2 separate regions of the Mus musculus genome follow, and region 1 is linked to region 2. Evidence: chromatin loops called from intact Hi-C (ENCODE). Cell type or tissue: left cerebral cortex. All regions are shown on one strand.

The links. Hi-C counts contacts between places; a loop is a spot of excess contacts. Peaks named below come from ENCODE experiments on the same cell type or tissue, not always from the same donor. Only the 100,000 strongest peaks of a DNase experiment are listed, where the experiment ranks them.
Region 1: it touches region 2 in a loop (6-fold over the local background); 12 of 42 quality-filtered maps call a loop at or near these places.

What each region holds. Positions count from the first base shown.
Region 1 is chr5:121,892,538-121,895,037 of GRCm38, reverse strand. The region is part of intron 5 of Cux2 (cut-like homeobox 2); the gene reads left to right. Gm52785 (a long non-coding RNA gene) reads right to left here. Exons shown (of 3, transcript XR_003955779.1): 2 at 1,724-1,805; 3 at 555-677. Among named protein-coding and RNA genes, the nearest start is that of Gm52785, 26 kb to the right of the region's middle. In left cerebral cortex, a CTCF peak has its summit at 1,253 (motif pointing left); DNase peaks (open chromatin) are centred at 224, 595 and 1,266; H3K27ac peaks cover 1,560 bases.
Region 2 is chr5:122,062,710-122,065,209 of GRCm38, reverse strand. No RefSeq gene overlaps it. Among named protein-coding and RNA genes, the nearest start is that of Gm52786, 8.8 kb to the right of the region's middle. In left cerebral cortex, no CTCF peak of the experiment used is centred here; a DNase peak (open chromatin) is centred at 1,491; H3K27ac peaks cover 789 bases.

The DNA.
Region 1 (2,500 bases), 170 kb after region 2:
CCTTTGTCCTCAGTGACCTGAGCCCAGAACCTCGCCCTCTCTGCTCTCTGGGTCTTTAGGAAAAGAGAGGGTCGTACACCCTTCTGGTGGACTGGCGTGAGGGTTTGATGCTCTGTGCGTGAGCGTGTTTAGGGAAACATCCCATAGCCTGTGGGCGTCGGAGTCCAAGGGATGCAAGCGTCTATTGTGGATCTCACAGGGTGGTTACCTGTCTAGCACTCAGGGAGCCGGGTGGGTGTTGCTGAGTCTGTGCTGTAAGGAGCTGCCTGGCCAGGTTTCGGGTTTTTTAATGCATCTTCCCAGCCTAAAAGAACAAAAGAAGAAAGATACAAAAGAAGAAAGAAAGTAGCTTTGCTTTACACACCCTCTGCTCAGAGGACAGGAAAGCAGAAAGACAGAGAGCTGCTGTCGGCTGCCTTCTCTTGTCCTGCATTGACTTCTGTGGAGTGGTGTCTGAACACCCACACCCCCACACCCCACTCCCCCCCCCCCCCCCCCCCCCCCCCCCCCGTGTAGCCACACCTTCCCCTTCCCCGGCATGCCTGTGGGTCCTCCCTGTGAGACTCCAGACCCCGCAGCCTCAGTGTGGTTCTTTCTCTTCTGTGGGTGTTCCTGGTGTCCTGAGCTCCTCCCCACACTGCCCATGTGCTGAGGGCTAGTGCTGTGACACAGGGTTCCTTGGATGAGAGAGAAAAATGTGGGAAAGTACATAGAAACCTTGTCTTGATCCCAGACCCTGTGGTCAGAACAAATGAGGTTGTTTCCCCTGGTTGGGCTGCCCAGCTTTTTTTACTCTTTACCCAGTGTGCTGTTTGACCAACTCTTTGCGCAGTTCCTCCATTTATAGCAGGACTTAATTATTATTGATTTGTCCATGCTCTTTGTATATTAGGGACAGGGGCATTGGTACCGGTAGACATGTTTGGCATCTTCTCTGTTAAACGGACTTTTGCTTTTTAACTTTGTTCATAGCCTCTCGTATACATCGTACCTAGTAGACATTCAAGCAATGATTTCTAGAAAGTAGAGAATCTTACCAAATCTTTCTTTCTGTGTCCTATTTTTAAACACATTCTCACCTGAAGTTTAGAATTGGGTTTTTTGTTTTTTTGTTTTTTGTTTTTGTTTTTTTAGTATTCCTGCGATCTTCTTTTAAATTTTTAAATCTAAGCCATGTGAAATGTATTTTTGATGAAAGCAGGAGGTAAAATCACTAGTTTAGAGTTTTGTCCCAAATGACTAATTTTAGCGCCATCTAGTGATCAAGCCACCTTCACCTCCATGGAAAAGACATTTTAGTGTAACTGGGAACAGTGATGGCCCCTACTGCCCCTACTTACATCCCCTCCTCTTCCTCTTCCTCCTCCTCCTTCTCCTCTTCCCCTTCTTCGTCTTCTTCTGCATCTTCCTCTCCTTTTCTCCTTCCTCTTCCTCCCCTCCTCTTTCTCCTCCTTTCCTTCCTTCTTTTCTTCTTCCTCTTCCTCCTCCTCCTCCCTCCTCTCTCCTTCTCTCCTTCCTTCCCTCCCTCGTGTTCCTTAGGTGTCATAAGAACACAGAGAACAACTTCACATGAGCTCAGACGGAAGGCCCAGGTACCATGTTGCCTGGACATTTCTAGGTGTTGTCTGTGTGACAGGCATCATGCTAGCTCCTCACAGGCACAAGCTCACTGACAAAGGCCCCCAACACAAACACACTCACACACACACTCATACATCCGCACCTGTGGTTCTCAGTGTCCAACCTTGCTGTAGAATTCATTTGAAAATACAGGACTTTGGGAAAATGTCCATCAGAGATTTGTGCTGTGGAAAGAGGGGGCACCCAGTAAGCGGAGTGTCACAACCAGCCCTTTAGGAGCGCTGGCCTGGGAGATGGGGAGTGCCAACATATCTCTCCAGGTGTGAACCCCCAGAGCTGAGGGAAGCAAAGAGCTGCAAATGTGTGTGTGTGGGGGGGGGGCAGAGGAAGAAGGGCTCTGGGCACCAGGGATGGGCCAGGCCCCTCTCTGCTGTCTTGTCTTACCGCTTCCTCCATGCCTGCCCTTCCCCAGGCCCGTGGGACACACAGCAGAGAACACCCAGCCTGCCGTCTGGTACACACCTCTCCCCCTGCGCCTCTCATTCGACAAATATTCAGTGCTTGCTGCTGTTTGTTGGCCTCTCTCCTACCACAGGGGCATGGTGCTGAGCAAGACAGACCTTTTCCTTCCACCCCAGGAGGTTCCACGTGCTTCACACACATACACACCACACACACACACAGAGCCGTGTTTGCATTATGACACACATGTTGTGCCCTGGAAACTGACTCTCCCTCTCTGGGCTGCTGTCTCTTCTCCACAGATGAGCTCCTCCCCCTCCCACCTTGAATGAGACAGAGCCTCAAGCGCCTAGTAGCTGCTCAGCTAACAGCGGCTGCCGCTGACCCCATCAGTGCCAGGGAGGGAGACCCTCATGCTAGGCACCTCTGCGGCCTCAGAGCCAGCCAGCACAAGCCG
Region 2 (2,500 bases):
GAGCAGAACAGAACATGAACAACAAAGGGGCTTTGGGTCCTTGCTGACTGATCTGTGTCTCTCAACTATGCTCCACATTACCACGTATGAAGCCTCATGTTAATTCACAGCGAACACCCATCTTTTATGCAGGTGTTAGTAGGCTCTACGGTGACAAGCGAGATGTGATCCTGATAAATGATCACATATAATGTTGCTGCCCTATGCTTGGACTTGAACCCAGGTCCTCTGCGAGAACAGCCAGTGCTCTAACCACTGAGCCATCTCCCCATCCCTTTAACCCTCTTTTTAAAAATAATTAATTAATCAATTTATTTTTGCATTTTCCCTTATGTTGCTCAAGCTCCCAGTGGTCTCTTCTCCAAGCCATTTGCTTTAGGGACAGGAGTAACCACACCACTGAGTCCGACATGGACATGTGACACAGTGCTGACCAATGAGGTTGGAAGAAAAACGTCCTAGACTGGGCTTCTGAGAGAAGTCTGAGTGAGAACAACCCTTGGGACTGATTTTCTGTGTTAGCCATTTTTTTCTGTCACTGTGACAAAATAACCGAGGAAGTCACCTTACAGGAGGAAAGGTTTTTTTTGGCATTGGGAGCCCTGCTTTGTCAGGATCTGAGGTGGGGAAGAGCAGAGCCGCTCACTTCTTAGTTACCGCCCTGTGGAGAGAGCTACTGGGTACTGCAGCCCCTCGCTAAAGCCTGGGAATGCTGCGCGCGCATCGTCAGATCAACCCAGTTCAAGGTTGAAGTTGGAGCCCCCGGGATCTTGTCCTCCTCGGAGGCCTCTGTAATCAGCCTGCTAGGGACCTGGCATCCATCACACGAGCTTATGGGACATCTGAGATTCAGATTGCGTTCATCCTCCCCCGAGACCTACAGGAACGCTTCTGAGAGCGCCGTCCCCAAGGGGCCCTTGTAACCGATGGATGACCTTGCTTTGCCATGAGGACGCCAGGGTCCCTAATGACACAGGCCTGTGATCCCAGCACTCTGGAGGTAGAGGCAGGAAGATCGTCTTCAAGGTCATCCTAGGCTACATAATGAGTTAGGGGCCAGCCTGGGCTACATCAGATCCTATCTAAAAAGAAGAGAGGGCAGGGGAGACAGCTCACTGGATAAAGGTGCTTGCCCTTTGACCAATCTCTGGAGCAAGGATTTGGGGTTATCTAAATGTCAGACCTGAGCAGGGAGGTGTCTATACCATCTCAAGGAGGGAGTTGGGGGTGATGTACCCCAGAGGAAACCTAAGTCATTACCTCAGGCAGCCCCTGAGGCCACAGGTGGGACCTGGCCTGCCCCACGCAGGGCCTGCTGGGCCCGCTCTCCCCAAGAGCCGCCTGTGAGGAGCAACACACCCAGCCTCTCCATCTCGGGTTTGCATAAAAACCCACGTCCATGAAGTAGCAACTGCAATGTTTTGCAGTCACATAGCAAAGATATTTAAAAATATCACCCATATGTGTTTTAAATACAGGCAAATAGCTGGCGCGGCAGCCGGCTTCACACCCGCGTGCCATTCTGAGCTCGTTTCTTCTCGATCCAACTCTCAAAAATCGCACATTGAAGGCCAGACAAGCCCAGAATGTTGCGAGCTATGGCACCAGAATCCCTCCCACCCACAGCCCGCCTTTTCTCGGGAATAGGGGTGGGGGTTGTCAGCTATGACCTGGGGAAAAAAGCAAAATGTCCCGGGCTAAGACCTCCTCTCCAAGCCGAGAGTGGTCAGGCATTGCTATAATCCTAGCGCTCAGGAAGCTGCGGCAGGGAGGTCAGGAGTTCAAGGCCACCTTCAGCTACAAAGTGAACTTGGAACCAGTCTGGGCTACATGAGTCCCTGTCTCGGAAACATTCCAAAGCTTTCAATCCATCCGTCATGAAGTCACACTTGACAGAACATTGTCCCTGACAGCACAGAGTGTGCTGAGCTTAGAGACCCTCTTTGGAACCGGTGAGACGGCTCAGCAGGTGTAGATGCTGCTGCCGAGTCTAACAGCCTGAGTTTGAGCCACATAGTTCAAGGAGAGAACTGACTCCTGGGAGCTGTCCTCAGACTTTCATGCATGAACACACACACGCACTACATAGAATAGAAAACCGTTAAGTCCCACTTGGTGTGCGATTTTATGACACGAGCCTCTCACCGTTTTATTGTTTCCCAAGTTTATACTTTAATATCTAAGGTAATATCCGCCACCAGCAGTGTGTATTACAGCAGGGATAAACGCCACAAAACAATTCTCAGCATCCTCACGCTGACCTCTATGACGTCACAACGTGATACTCCGGACTCTGTCCCGCCCCCCAGTCTATTGTGGATGAGAGTGTGGTTACATCACAGGTGGCTGTGGTCAGTCAGGTTTTGCGGAGATCCATAGCTCTGTTACATTAGCCTGCTCCCCTACTCCTCTGTGGCCCTTCAGGCAGGGCAACACATCTAGATACAGTAAACCTGCTCCTCCCCCCTCCCCTGCCATCCTCCCTCCTCCGCTGTCCGTC